2 separate regions of the Homo sapiens genome follow, and region 2 is linked to region 1. Evidence: read pairs that join two places in POLR2A ChIA-PET (ENCODE). Cell type or tissue: PC-3. All regions are shown on one strand.

The links. ChIA-PET counts read pairs that join two places held together with the same protein. Peaks named below come from ENCODE experiments on the same cell type or tissue, not always from the same donor. Only the 100,000 strongest peaks of a DNase experiment are listed, where the experiment ranks them.
Region 2: POLR2A ChIA-PET joins it to region 1 with 13 read pairs; 3 of 35 experiments call an interaction of 5 or more read pairs at or near these places.

Annotation. Positions count from the first base shown.
Region 1 is chr17:6,674,708-6,682,707 of GRCh38, forward strand. No RefSeq gene overlaps it. Among named protein-coding and RNA genes, the nearest start is that of MIR4520-1, 23 kb to the left of the region's middle. RefSeq lists an enhancer at 2,043-2,803. In PC-3, no CTCF peak of the experiment used is centred here; a DNase peak (open chromatin) is centred at 4,724; H3K4me3 peaks cover 429 bases; H3K27ac peaks cover 1,359 bases.
Region 2 is chr17:6,925,204-6,933,203 of GRCh38, forward strand. It overlaps the pseudogene SPICP3. Among named protein-coding and RNA genes, the nearest start is that of ALOX12, 67 kb to the right of the region's middle. In PC-3, no CTCF peak of the experiment used is centred here; no DNase peak of the experiment used is centred here.

The sequences.
Region 1 (8,000 bases):
GCCTCCACGAAGGCCAAGTCAGCACCAGGGTTTCGGGAAGACCACGGATGGTGTGGGAGCAGTTGAGATGCTACCGCTTTGCCCGACCTGAGCCCTGGGCCTCGGGGCTGAGCCAGGGGCCTGGAAGCAGAGGTGAGCACCGTCCTTGGACCAGACCTTGGGCAGGTCTATCCCAGAGCATCTGCACCCTCGAAGATTCCCAAATGCTGCTCTACCCTGGACCTGACCAGGGTCCCAGGGTCAGATGGGCCAAGCCCTGGTTGTCCGGCACACTTGTCACAGACAGGCTGCTATTGCCCAAAGGGGCCTAAATTCAGAGAAGAAGAAGAAGAAGAAAAACATCCAAGGAGTGTGAAGGGGCCAGGCTTCCATGGACAGCCTGGCTAACCAGGCCTAGGCCAACTAAGCTTTTCTTCCAGTGTGAGCACCACCCCTCAGCCCCACAATGGCACCCTAGACAGAGCCAGAGTGGGACTGGCTCCCTGCTCGTGGACCTGGGTTACCAGCAGGAGTCAGGAGGGCCAACTGCCCTTTCTCCACACGGCCCTCCCAGGCCCAGTCCCACCTCCCCATAGCCTTGCGGGGGAGGCAGAACAGCATCCTTTCATCCAGGCGCTTCAGGACCTGCTCTATCCAGGCCCTTCATGCACCATCTCATTTACTCCTCCCGTCACTCTGCCAAGGGGGTGTGGTTAGTGTTATCACAATTTCCAGTTGAGACATGAACAGATGGAGCTCAGAGAGGTGGCATGACCGAGGCCACTCAGGTCATAAGTGAGGAGGTCAGAGCTGGGACTGAGTTGTCCTAACATCCCTGGACCACACAGCGCATCCACAGGCAACTGGCCCGAGACCGCCAGGCCTGCTCCTGGCTGTGCCTCAGCAATTCCTTGGTGGTCCCATGTTCTTGGGCAACTTGCTGAGCCCTTAGGCCTAAGGAAGCTCAGGCCCAGTGCCTGTCTCCCAGCCCCCCTCTTCTCCTGGTGCACATTGCACTGCTCCCTTGCCTCAGCCACACCAGAGGACGAGCCCACTCCCTGCACAGGGCCTTGTTCTCACGTCCCCACGTGGATGGTTCCCTCTTCCAGCCAATGGTGCATCTTACACATGCTTCTGTTTTAACCCTCAAGACATTGTGCTGTTACTATTCTTATCACTGTCTCCGGCTAGACTTCTCAAGGGAGGACCTGTGTCCTGTCTCTCTGTTGCTAGTTTTATGCATAGCATGTAGTAGGTGCTCAGTAACTGTTTGCGCAAGAAAAAAACAAGAATCTAGAAAACTCCCATTTGTCTTTAAAACTCTGCCTAGAATAGATCCGATGAAGACTTTGCTGATTCACACAGACCAAGCTAACCCCATTTACTAGGCTGTATCCTTGAGGACAGGGACAGAGCTTGATTCTTCTCTGTGACCCCATCTCTCAGCACAGAAGAAGCGTCAACCAAGGGTCAGTAAATGTAGAACTGAATTGCTCTTTGCAGTTGCACACACACACACGCACACGCACACACATACTGCACACTGCTTCAGCCCCGGATTAAGGGCATCATGACCTGAACCAGCCAAGTGCCCATGTTATTGGGCTGAAACCACCCCAGGCTGAAATGCCAGGGATGTTTGCTAAGGAAGAAAACACTGAAATCCTAACTTTAAAAAAAGAAACACAGTGAATAGGTGTTCTATTTATATGAAAATCAGGTCTGTTTTTAGGTAACAGCCCTCCCATCTCACCTCCCCAAGGTGGGTCCTGTCCTTGCACCAGTTCCTTCTACACCCCACCCGGTAATCACAGCCCTACCTGCCCCACCTCCTCTCCCCTGTTTGCTCTCTGGGGTTTCCCTCGATTGCAGGGTTTGAGCTTCCAGACATCACAGGGGCCTGTCTCAGACTGGCCCCTTCCCTCCCTCCCTGACGCTGGAGTTAGTGAGAAGGAGGCCAGAGCCAGGGCTCTGTGAGAGGAGAGGGGGCAGGCCGGGAGTCAGTCTGTCGCAGGATCTGTCCCTTACCTGATCCAAAGCACAGAAGATGGATGGCTGGTGCACAGAAGGAGCTAAGCCCTGCTTCTCCCAGGCCTCTGTCAAGCCAGCAGGGTCCCACTCCTTAGCTCGGATCATGCACAGGTGCCCCATGGCGCAATGCAAAGAGCAGAGGCTTTGGAATCAGGGTTCCAGTCCTGGTCCTGCTCCTCCATTTAGACAAACCCCTGCAAGCCTCAGAGTCCTCAGCAGCCAAAGGGGGCGTCAGCTGCAGAGAAGACCCACCACGTCACACTGTGGGGCAGGGATGGCACAGGACCAGCCACTCCAGCAGAGGAACTGTTTGTGGAACCCAGCAGGGAAAGAAATTCGACTTTGAGAGCAGCAGCTTTGGCAGCTTAGAAATCATCTGGAGGCTTCCCGTGCACACATTAAACCTCAAGCTCCAGGTAGCCCAGCCCTGGTTCTGTAAGCGGCCAGATAGGCCCACCCAGGCTCTTGGCAGCAGGGGAGGAGCTGGTGGCTCTGAAAACAGCACTGGCTATGGCACCACAGGGGCCAAGAGGACTTTGTCCCCTGGCTCCTGCTCTTTCTCCAGCCTCAGGACTCCCTCACCTCCTCCGTCCATTCCCTTGCCTTCAGGAGTCCCACTATGGCCTGAGGAGCATCCCGCTCTCTGGCAAGGTTCTGCTCCTGCTGGAACACCAGATTAGAGCAGGGGTGCCAGGGGCCCCTCAATATGCTGGCAGCTCCCTCCAGCCTCAGTCAGGTTCCAGGAAGAGACCAGGGCAAGCCTGAAGCTGCGGGCTGGGCCTCACCATCCTGGGAAAATTCTGAGCCTCCCTCACAGCTCAGCACTCAGGCAGGCACCCAGCAAACCACAGCTGTGGTTTCCAGAGAGCCAGGCCTCCCACCGCAGGGACAGTAAGCTGAGAAGCGCTGTAGCTATAAATGTGAAGTGGCGAACCGCGGGACACTGCCGCAACCCAGCAGCGGGCGGGAGCCTGCTCCCAGCCTCCCTGCAGGGCCAGCCCACCAAGCCTCAGACCTGCCCTGTCCACGAGGTCTCTGGGCTCTGAGCAGAGCTGTTTTCTACACCCCACCCGGTATTCTCCCATGTGGCCGCATGGAGGGGGTACCCGAGACAGTGCAGGGAGAGGGGCAGGCAGGACCCTACATAGCATTTTCTCCACAGTCAATGGCGCTGGTCTCCTCACAAGCACAGTCTTGTTTTCTGTTGACTTATGCAAGAAGAGGGAGGGGGCCACATAATCATTTTGGTGCTTGGTGCTTCTAAAAGTCTTACTCCTTCCCTGGGTGGCACCAGGTCACAGCTACAGCCCCATCTGGAGGGTGCCTTGGGGTGGACCTGGGACTCGTGTGGTCCTGGTAGGCATCCTCAGAAGCACTGCAGAAAAGGACAGCGTGGGGAGGAGCCGCAATGGCTGACATGAGCCCCCAGAAGCTCAGAAGGGTCACTGTGCCCATTTCACAGGCAAGGAACTACACCCAGCGAGGAGACCCTGGAGCTCAGCTGTGCCTCCCGGTCTCCCAGACACTCCTGCACTGTGGACGGGGGTGGCCCATGTGGAAGAGTCAGGAAACAGAGGAAGGGAAGGAGAGCCTTTTCCCCCTCTGTCCTCGCAGAGCCTGCCAAGGAACAGTCTCTCCTCCAACATCCTCCTCCACTGGACCATGTAGGGAAAACATCGCAGGGTGAGGGGCCATCTGGTATGGCCCTTCCTGTTAGGCTGGGGAGCTGGCCAGGTAAGGTAAGGTCACCTCAGCCTGTGTGTCGCCAGCCCCCACGGGAGAACTCAAAGACGAGCATCAGCCCTCTTCTTAAAGGAAAGAGCCTAGAGCTGTTCCAAGGAGCCCCTTCCCAGAGCCTGACCCTCTGGGGTTGGCAACAGGAGTGAACAAAACAGACAAAAATCCCTGTTCTCATAGGGCTTACATTCTTACAGAGGTCGGAGAGACAGACCAAATAAAAAGTAAATTGCATAGTATGTCAGAAGATGAAAAGTACAATAGAGAAAAGTCCAGGAGGCTGCAGAGAGAGAGTGTGGAGCAGATGAGGGAGTTGTCATCTGAACTAGGCTGAGAAGGGACCACTGAGCAAAGATTGGAGCAGTGAGGGAGCAGGAGGAGACCCCGCATGCTCCAGACAGCAGGGGCCAGGGTTCTAGGTCAGAGTGAGTCAGTGGCTCTCAACTACAGGCAATTTTGCCTTCCAGGGGACATTTGGCAATGTCTACAGACATTTTTCATTGTCACACCTGGAAGGGGAGAGGGTTGCTATTGGCCTCTACTAAATATTAATAGAAGCTAAGATTCTGCTCGGTATCCCACAGTGCACACAACAGCCTCTTACAACAAAGAAGTATTCGGTCCAAAATGTCAATATTGCTGAAGTCAGGAAATCCTGGAGTGAGTGAGGGGAAGAGGAATAGGAGAGATAGCCAGGGAGATAAATGCCAACCCATTTTTTTTTTTTTTTTTTTTGGAACTGAAGAAGCTGACTTAGAAATTCTTATGGAAAAATATGTGAAAATAGCGAGGCAAAAATAATGAAAAAGAAGAATAAACAAAGTAGCCTCAGCAGATCTTCACATATATTATAAAAATCCCTATGACAGCTGAATGACTAATTTCTTAAATACATAAAGACTTCTTACAAATTAATAAAAAAAGAACTCTTGGGGCTGGGCGCAGTGGCTCATGCCTGTAATCCCAGCACTTAAACCCAGCATGTAAACCTAGCTTAAACCAGGGAGGTGGAGGTTGCAGTGAGCCGAGATTGCACCACTGCACTCTAGCCTGGGTGACAGAGCGTGAGGCACCGCATCTGGCCAGAAACTATTCTTACATAGGTGCACAAAGATGTATGTATAGATATGCTTATTACAGCATTAGCAATCCACTGGAAACAACCCAACGCCCATCAATAGGGAATTTGATTATTCTGTGATGCATACTTACAATAGAAAACCTTGCAGCTTTTCACACCTGTAATCCCAGCACTTTGGGAGGCCGAGGCAGGCGGATCACAAGGTCAAGAGATCGAGACCATCCTGGCTAACACGGTGAAACCCCGTCTCTACTAAAAAATACAAAAAAATTAGCTGCGCGTGGTGGCAGGCGCCTGTAGTCCCAGCTACTTGGGAGGCTGAGGCAGGAGAATGGCGTGAACCCGGGAGGCGGAGCTTGCAGTGAGCCGAGATCGCGCCACTGCACTCCAGCATGGGTGACAGAGTGAGACTCCATCTCAAAAAAGAAAACCTTGCAGCTTTTAAAAAGACTGGGGCTCACTCTTAGGTATGCCTCAGGAGAATTGAAAACATATGCTCACAAAAGAAACTTGTACAGAGATGTTTATAATGGCTTTATTTATAATAGCCCCAAATTGGAACAGCCCACGTGTCCAATGGGAGACGACACAAACTGTGGTATATTCGTACAAAGGAACACTATTTAGCAACAGTAAAATGAACAGATATACAACAACAGGAATGAATTTCAGAAGTATTTCATTAAACAAAATAAATCAGACCCAAGAATACTCCTGTATGATTCCATTTCTATGAAGTTCAACGGACACAACTCATCCATGGTGACAGAAATCAGAACGTGGTTGCCGCAGGAAGTGTTACTTGAAAGGGCAGAGAGAACTCTGGGCAGGAGGCTTGTGGAATTTGGATGTGGTTTCTAAGATGTAAGCATTTGTCAAAATCATTGGATGGAACACTGAAGATCTGTGCAGTTTTCTAAATTTAATCTCACCTCTATTTATTTATTGAGAAATGGAGTCTGTGCAGTGGCGCCATCTCGGCTCACTGCAATCTCCGCCTCCCGGGTTCACGCTATTCTCCTGCCGCAGCCTCCCTAGTAGCTGGGACTACAGGCCCCCGCCACCAAGCCCGGCTAATTTTTTGTATTTTAGTAGAGTCAGGGTTTCACCATGTTGGCCAGGATGGTCTCGATCTCCTGACCTCGCGATCTGCCCGCCTTGGCCTCCCAAAGTGCTGGGATTACAGGCGTGAGCCACCGCGCTCAGCCTAATCTCACATCCGTTTAAAACTAACATTAACTATTGAATAAAAACAATTAGCCAAACTTAGTATGTCCTGAAATAGAATGATCTCCAAATAAATTCTTAATTGGTGGAGGGGGGTAGGTAGAATCAAGCACAGAAAATGTGCATAGTATGCTCCCATATGTAATACAGTTAATGGATATCTATTACATAATGTTTCTAGATTATATAATATTTCTAGGAGAATGTGTAAGAAACTGTTGACAGCGGTTCCCTTTCGGTGTGGATGGTTTGGGGACTAAAGGTCTGAAGTGAGAGGCAAACATCTCAATACCTTTTGTGCCACTGGAATTTCTTTTACTGTGTTCATATTAATTTTTTACTATAAAAAGTAGTTTAAAAATTTCTTGACCAGATAACAGGGTGTTCTGAGATTGAACTTTAATATTTCTCTGCCCTTGATAGCAGGAAGCAGGGACACCACTGCCGGCCATGGGTGGCCTGTGGCTCTGCAGCTGGAAGGGGGCATTTGTACAAGCAGGTCAGGGAAGCTGCTGGAAGATGCTCCTGGGGTAGGGAAGAGAGTACACCTGAGTCCTGGCTCAGGAAGCCAAGTGAGATAAACGGAATCTTGATTGCAGAGATTCAGCCTGAAATGGCAAACTTCCGGTTGAGAAATGTAAAAGCCCATCCCGTGGTATGGAGGATTTATCTTGATAAAACTTGTGTGTGTGTGTGTGAATAGATTTTTAAAAAGGTTTCTGGTAGGTTGGGACACAAACCCTTTTCAGAGGCTGTGTGACTAAGGGGAGAAAGTACCTGGAGGAAGGGATTGTGGACTAAGAATAGGACAGCCAGCTGTAGTTTGTTTGTTTTCAGACAGAGTCTCACTCTGTCGCCCAGGCTGGGGTGCAGTGGTGTGATCTCGGCTCACTGCAACCTCTGCCTCCCAGGCTCAAGCAATTCTCTGCCTCAGCCTCCTGAGTAGCTGGGATTACAGGCACCCACCCCCGTGCCCGGCTAATATTTTTGTATTATTAGTAGAGACGGGGTTTCATCATCTTAGCCAGGCTGTTCTTGAACTCCTGACCTCGTGATCCACCCGTCTCAGCCTCCCAAGGTGTTGCAGGCATGAGCCACCTCACCAGGCCACCAGCTGTAGTTTGTAATCAGACAATACAGCATTTGGACTTTGTTTCCACAGACAAGAACATGCCATTACAGGTCTTACCCAAGAACATCCTGATTTGTTCATCTCAAGGATTGGGCTTTGTGCTAGTGAGCTGGTATCCTGCTTGGAACCCAGATCAAAGAGTTGTTTTGTTTATGTGCAAGAGATGGTGGGGAGGAGAGAAGACTTCACCTGTCCCAGGTAGATGCCAGATGGGGAGACCCCAGTCCTTCTCCAAGAAAGCTCTCAGCTGATGATGAACAGGGGAGGAGACATATGTCCTGCCCTCAGGAGCATCTCATTCAGAGGTCAAAGGCTAAGGAGCCCAGGGACTTAATTTTGGAATGCAAAGAATCTTTGTGGAGCCATAAGTCCCTGCCAAAAAAAATTAAGAGGGCAATCCTGGTCAACATTGTGTGTTCAGCTAACCTCAAGCCCAGATGTCTGATCCAAGCACTAAGAAGAGAGAACTCAAAGGCCCAGGGTGGACCCTTTTTATAAAATGTCAGAGGCAAGATATAGATAGGGGAAAGGCCTGAGATGGCCTTCAGCGAACCCCCATAGGGAAGCAGGCAGTGGGACCTTGGAACAGGCTCCAAGATGAGACAGCATGGGAGATTGGGATGGGGGCTCCATCTGGCCCAAGCAGAGGGAGGGTCAGCTGGAGTAAGAGGATCCGTGACTCTGGGGAAAGCCCTTAGAGACCCTCTGGTCTAACGCCTTCATGAAGGAAACTGAGACCCAGAGTGCAGCATGACTGATTTGGTGTCTGATGTCAGGACTGAGCTCTGTGCATGGCTCAGACTCTAGCCTCCC
Region 2 (8,000 bases), 250 kb after region 1:
TATTGACTATACTAATTTATATTCCCACCAACATTGTACAATTGTTCCCTTTTCTCCACATTCTTGACAACATTTATCTTTCATATTTTTGATAAAAGCCATTCTGACCAGTATGAGATGATGTCTCATTATGGCTTTAATTTGCATTTCCCTAATGATTAGCAATATCGAGTATTTTTCATTATATCTGTTAGCCATTTATATGTATTCTTTTGAGAAATGTCTTTATCTCTGGAATGCAAGGAGGGTTCAACATATGCAAGTCAATAAATGATATGCCACATTAACAGAATAAATGACAAAAATCATATGATTATCTCATCAGAAGCAGAAAAAAATTGACAAAATTCAACATCCCTTAACCATAAAAACAATCACCAAATTAGGTATACAAGAAAGGTAGCTCAACAATAAAAGCTATCCAGAGATGCTGACAGCTAACAGTGACTCAGCAGTGAATAACTGAAAGCCTTTCCCCCAAGATCTGGAACAAGACAACAATGCCCACTCAACATGGAATTGGAAGTTCTAGACAGAGCAATTAAGCAAGAAAAAGAAATTGGCAATAGATTTAACCAAGGAGACAAAAGACTTATACAACGAAAACTATAAGGTGTTGATGAAATAAACTGAATAAGACACAAATAAATGGAAAGATATTTCATGTTCATGGTTCAGAAGAACTAATATTACTAAAATGTTATACTACCCAAAGTGATCTACAAATTCAATGCAATCCCTATGAATATCCCAACATCACTTTTCATAGAAATAAAAAAAAAATCCAAAACTTCATATGGGGCTGGACATGGTGGCTTACACCTGGAATCTCAGCACTTCGGGAGGCCGAGGTGGGAGGATCACCTGAGATCAGGAGTTCGAGACCAACCTAGCCAACATGGTAAAACCCCATCTCTGCTAAAAATACAAAAATCAGCCAGGCATGGTGGCACTCACCTGTAATCCCAGCTACTTGGGAGGCTGAGGGACGAGAATCACTTGAAGCTGGGAGGCGGAGGTTGCAGTGAGCCTTGATTGCACCACTTGCACTCCAGTTTGGGCCATAGAGTGAGACTCCATCTCAAAAAACAAAACAAAACAAAAATTCATATGGACAACAAAAACCTCAAACAACCAAGGCAATCATGAACAAAAAGGACAAAGCTGGAGGTATCACACCACCAGATTTCAAAGTATACTACAAATCTATAGCAATCAAAACAACATGGTATTGGAAAAAAAAAAAAAAAAAAAGACAGACACATTGACTAATGGAGTGGAATAGAGAGCTTGGAAATTAACCTACTACTATACAGTCAATTGATTTTCAACAAAGGTACCAGAATACGCAATAGGAAGAGGACAGTCCCTTCAATAAATAGTGTTGGGAAAATGAAATTTCCACCTGCAGAACAATAAAATTGGACCCTTATCTCACACCATATATAGAACTAAAAATCAAATTAAAATGAATTAAAGATTCAAACGTAATACCAGAAACTCTAAACTTACTGGAAGAAAACACAGGGAGGAAAAACTACATGACACTCTCTGGGCAACGGTTTTTTGGATGTGACCCCAAAAGCACAGGCAACAAAAGCAAAAATAGACAAATCAGATTACATCAAACTAAAAAGCTTCTGCATAGCCAATGAAACAACCAACAGCATGCAGAAACAACTCACAGATTGGGAGAAAACAGCTGCAAGCCATACATCTGACAAGGGATTAATATCCAAAATACAGAAGGAGCTCCAACAACTCAATATTAAGAAAACAAGAAACCCAATTAGAAAATGAGCAAGGGACCTGAATACACATTTCCACTAAAGTTTTTAAGACATAAACATACTTTGGCATAAACACTGTATTATATGCAATTACTTTTTGTAAATAATTTTTGTAAAGCCATCAGATATATATCCAAATGATTTTTCACCTGAGTGTAAGACAGGAAAATGTTTAAATTAATACATAAATCAAATCATCTGCACTGGCATTGTTAACCTAGAAGAAAGTGGCTGCATAGAGAATAGTAAAAGCAAGGATATTTAGTCCATACTTTCAAATGGGGCTTGATGATTTGAAACAACAAAGTTGTTCACTGGCAGAATTTCCCACCAAGTCTGTATAAATTATGTGCTATTTGATAAAAGATAGCCTGAATGAAGCTAATTTTTTTATCTTCAGTATTTGCTTTAAGAGAAAAATCCTGAAGCTTGTAGGGATTTCTAATGCCAAAAAAGATGATGAAATGGGAGAGTATATTTAGCAATCATGGTGACTAAGCTCATGGTAACTGGCATATGTAAAATTTTAGTTTGCATTCCAATTACTTAAACTGAGATGTTCTTGATCAGTTGAACATACTGTGAGTAGACGATCTCTTTCTCAGAGAAACAAGATGGAGAGATCTTCAGAGAATGGCCCCACTGAAGCTCATTGGTAAATGAGCTTTCTCCAGATTTTGTTGATTTCCTGAGTTTTTCCATAATTCCTCAGTTCCCTGGCCATTTTCTGATAGACCATGGTCTTCCTATTGCCCTTTCTTATTCCTCAAAGTTTGGCAAATTTTTCTTCATTTTTTGATACAAACTGGAAACTGCCTTTGGTTTTATCTACTTACTGAATGCAGATGCCATCTTGGGATTATACTGAGATTTGTGAAGTTATTCAAACAGTCAGAGAAGCTTCCCGCCTTGTCCTCCCTGTTGCTGGAAAACAGCAGACTGCACCAGCTGGCTTTCAGTTATGTTCCACAAAGATCAATGAATGGTTCCTTCAAAATAGAAGTCTGCAGCATTATTTATTAAAGTTCTCCAATTATAAATAGATTCCTCTGTAAGCAACATTCCATAGCAGTTGGAATCTCCTCTGACATGGGTACAATCACTGATGAAAACCAGGTAAGTTTTGAAGATCTCCAGTTGAATGTTGCCTCAGTACCTCAAAAGCATCTTCAAATGCTTGAGCCAGCTTGTCTCGTTCACACAAGTTATGCTTCACTAATAAACTGATGATTCTGTCCATCAGTGCCCAATCTAGCATGTACTTGTAGATGTGGAGATAATCTTCCCTCCTCTGAAACACACATCTGCACTCCCCACCACCCACTTTAATTTTGTTAAAGCAGTTTTGAGTTGGGTTTCTGTCATCTGCAAAGGAAAAAGTCCTGAGTCATTTATACCTAAGAATCAGATAATTTAAGTAACAGGCTCTAACATATGAAAATAGCTGAGATAGTGTGGGGTGCAAAACAGAGAGGAGATAATTATTCCCATCCCTAAATAATATTTGAAAAGTTTTGTTATACAGTAGAAATGCAACTGGCTATCCAATGATTTGTTAAATCTTTGGACTCAGCCCCAAGAAAAATAGCAAGATATTGAACATTACTTGTGGCCTCAAATAATATTATATGAGAAAAGCAGAAGTTCAGTCCAAGCTATACTATCTAAAAGCAGAGAGGGAATAATGAAACTTCATTTTTTAGAAAAATCTTTATACCCATACCTTGCAATCCTTGAGGACTGGGAGTCAGAATTTGAAAAGGCCAAATTCTGCATCCTAAGCTAAAATTTGTGAAGACAAAAGCAAAGAGATAAAGAAATACCATACTAAAATATTGGGAAAGAAATTGAAAGGGACACAACAAAATGAAAAGATATTCCAGATTCACGAACTGAAATACTTAATATTGGTTAAATTATAATACTACTCAAAGCAATTTACAGATTAAATGCAATCCAATTACATTCTCTACAGAAATAGAAAAAAATCTTAAGACATATATGGAACCACAAAAGACCCCAAATAACCAAAGCAATCTGAGCAAAAGGAACAAAGCTGGAGGCATTACACTACCTGACTTCAAATTTTACTACAAAGCTATAGTAACCAAATCAGTATGACACTGGCATAAAAACAGACAGAATAGACCAATGGGACAGAATAGAGAACGCAGATGTAAATCCACACATTTACGGCCAGCTCATCTTCAACAAAGGTACCAAGAACATATAATGGGGGGAAGGATAGGCTTTTCAATAAATGGTGCCAAGAAAACTAGATAACTATATGCAGAAGAATGAAACTGGATCCTTCTCTCTTACCATATACAAAAAGCAAATCAAAATTGATTAAAGATTAAATCTAAATCCTCAAACCATGAAACTACTAGAAGAAAACATTGAGGAATCACTCCAGGACATTGGTCTGGGTGAAGATTTTTTTATGTCAGATCTCAAAAGCATAGGCAAACAAAGTAAAAATAGACAAATGGGATTATTTCAAGCTAAAAACTTCTGCATAGCAAAGGAAATAATCAATAAAGTGAAGAGAAAACCCACAGAATGGCAGAAAATATAACTAACCACCTGAGACGGGGTTAATAACCAGAAGGTATGGGGAGCTCAAACAACTCAATAGCAAAAACAAACAAACAAACAAAAACAACATAATCCAATTTAAAAATGGGCAATAGATCTGAGTAGACATTTCTCAAAAGAAGCCATACAAATGGCCAACAGGCATATAAAAAATATTCAACATCACAAATTATTAGAGAAATGCAAATCAATGAGATATCATCTCGCCCCAGTTAAAATGGCTTTTATCAAGAAGACAGGCAATAACGCAGGCTAGCGAGGATGTGGAAGAAAGGGAACCCTTGTACACTGTTGGTGGGAATGGAAATTAGTACAGCTACTACACAGAATAGCTTGGAGGTTCCTCAAAAAACTAAAAATTGTGCTACCATATGATCCAGGAATCCCACTCCTGGGTATATCTCCAAAAGAAAGGAAATGAATATATCAAAGAGCTATCTGCACGCCCATGTTTATTGCAGCACTATTCACAATAGCCAAAATATGGAATCGATCTAAGTGCCCATCAACGAATGAATGGCTAAAGAAAACGTGGTATATATACACAATGGAATATTATTCATCTGTAAAAAGGAATAAAATCCTGTCATTTGCAGCAACATAAATAAAACTAGAAGTCATTATGTTAAGTGACACAAAGAGACAAATACTACGTGTTCTCACTCATATGTGGAAGCTAAGAAAAAGTGGATCTCATGAAGGTAGAGAGTAGATTGGTGGTTACCAGAAGCCAGCAAGGGTAGCAGAAGTAGGGGATTCAAAGAAGTTGATAAATCAATACAAATATAAAGTTGAGAGAAGAAATAAGCTCCAGTGTTCAACAGATGAGTAGGGTGACTATAGTTTACAAAAACATACTGTACATTTCAAATTAGAAGAGAAAAATTCAAACATTTCTAGGATAAAGACAAATATTAAGGTGATGGATATCCCAAGTACACTGATGTGATGTATACAAATTATATGAATGTATTAAGTTATCATGTGTGCCCTGAAACTATGTAACTTATTATCCATCAATTTTTTAAATTGTTGAAAAAATGATTAAATGAATAAATAAAATATTGGGTCTTGGATGAGCCAGAAAATTTGGGAAGTCTGATTCTCTCTCAAATATTATATTCTAGGTATTCTTTGCCAGACAAAAGCATCATATCCCTTATAAAAATGCATCCAGTAGGTTATAATCTTGGGGGAAATGCCACATTATTTAGCTTCATTTTCCCCTTCAAGTCTTTCACATTGTTCAAAGCAGACAGCAAAGTGAAAGCATTATTTTGGGAGATGGGGAAAAGCCAGAATAGATTATTGGCAAGAAATAGAAACCACAAGATGAGGATCAAGAGTCAAGGTCCAGGTTTAGACAAGATCTCTGGATGTGGTTATTATGCCACAGAATCATCAAATGTCAACTGAGGTTTTAAATACTGCTTAAAAATGCCAAGCCTGGAAATAGGTGCCTGTAATTCTTCAGTCCTTCAGTAAATACCCAGGCTATTAAAGTAGGTAATTCCCAGGAATGAAATCCTCCTTGCACCTCTCTTAGGGGTGGCCATGGAGGACACAAAACACAGATATTTATCTTTGGAAGAAGGAGGTAGAACTGTTTTTGAAAATATATATAAAGTATAGTTGTGTTTGGAGAAGCAGAGGCATTTTTGAAACTATATGTATAATTAGAATGGTATGTGAATATATATACAACCAAAGACAAAGGGGTAAAATGGGGTAAAAATCTACTATTATTCACTATACGGCACTCATTCTCAACTACCTTCTCAGATCTAAACTCTACTTTTCTGTAGAGAACCCCTTCCCTGTGGTTAGGACAGGGCCAACACTGACTTGCCACCATGACGACATCAGTGGGTACATGACCTAGACTCAGCAAATTATGCTACCCATAACATCGGCTACCATGATCATTTAAGATCTGGACATGAAATCTAAACTAGGTTCTCCCTGGACATTTTCTGAAAGGTATTAGAGAGTGGGTGTAGTGGCTCACACCTGTAATTCCAACATTTTGGGAGGCTGAGGTGGGAGGATTGCTTGAGCCCAGGAGTTCAAGACCAGACTGGGCAACATAGGGAGACCTTGTCTCTATGAAAAACAAAAAAATTAGCTGGAGGCCGAGGCGGACGGATCATGAGGTCAGGAGATCGAGACCATCCTGGCTAATATGGTGAAACCCGTCTCTACTAAAAATACAAAAAAGTTAGCTGGGCATGGTGGTGGGCGCCTGTAATCCTAGCTACTCGGTAGGCTGAGGCAGGAGAATGGTGTGAACCCGGGAGGCGGAGCTTACAGTGAGCTGAGATCTCGCCACTGCACTCCAGCCTGGGTGACAGAGCGAGACTCCATCTTAAAAAAAAAAAAAAAAAAAAAAAAATTAGCCAGGCATGGTGATGCACACCTGCAGTCCCAGCTACTCAGGAGGCTGAGGTGGGTGGATCACTTGAGCCTGGGTGGTCAAGGCTGTGGTGAGCTGTGATTGCACCACTATACTCCAGCCTGGGCAACAGAGCAAGACCCTGTCTCTAAATAAATAAATAAATAAATATAAAAGTAATTTTTTATTATACATTAAGTTCTGGGATATATGTGGAGAACGTGCAGGTTTGTTAACATAGGTATACACGTCCCATGGTGGTTTGCTGCACCCATCAACCCGTCATCTACGTTAGATATTTCTCCTAATGTTATTCCTTTAAAATGGAAGGTATTAGGAAGATTTCTTTCCACTGTCGGTCAGGAATGAGATGGATGTGGTGCTACTGAAGGTCGCCTTGCCACTCTGTAGTAAAAGAAACCTCTGCAACGAATTTGAGGAAATCACAGCTGACAGATGTAAAGAGGACACAGAGCCCTCCTCACATTGTTAGAATTCCTGGAACTAAACAAATCACTCCTTTTACCTTCCAGCTGTGTAAGCCTCCTCCTCAAAAAAAAGAAAATCATTTTTTGTGTAAGCTAGTGTTTTCTGCAATTTAAAGCTTTAAAAATCCAACTCAACAACAAAACACAACCCAATTTAAAAAGGGACAAAAGACTTGAATAGACATTTCTCTGAAGATATATAAATGGCCAAAAAGCACACAAAAAGATATTCAATGTCATTAGTCATTAGAGAAAGGCAAGTCAAAAGCACAATGAGATATACCATTTTACACCCACTAGGATAGCCATTTCTTAAAAATAGAGAATAAATGTTGGTAAAGCTGTGGAGAAATTGGAACCTTCATACATTGCTGGTGGGGATGAAAAATGGTACAACCACTGTGGAAAACAGTTTGGTGATTCTTCAATAAACACAGAATTATCACATGACCTAGCAATTCCACTCCTAAATATGTACCCAAGAGAAGTAAAAGCAGGTGTTCAAATAAAAACGTTTCCATTTGTTTACAAAATGTTATACACCAGTGAACACAGCAGCTCTATTCACAATAGCCAAAAGGTTAAAACAATCTAACTGTCCACCAACAGATGAATAAAAAAAATGTGTTTTGATACCATAAAGTTAAATGTTCTTCATCCATAAAAAGGAATGAACGAAAAATACAACATGGATGACCCTCAAAAACACTATGCTAAGCTGGCCGGGTGCAG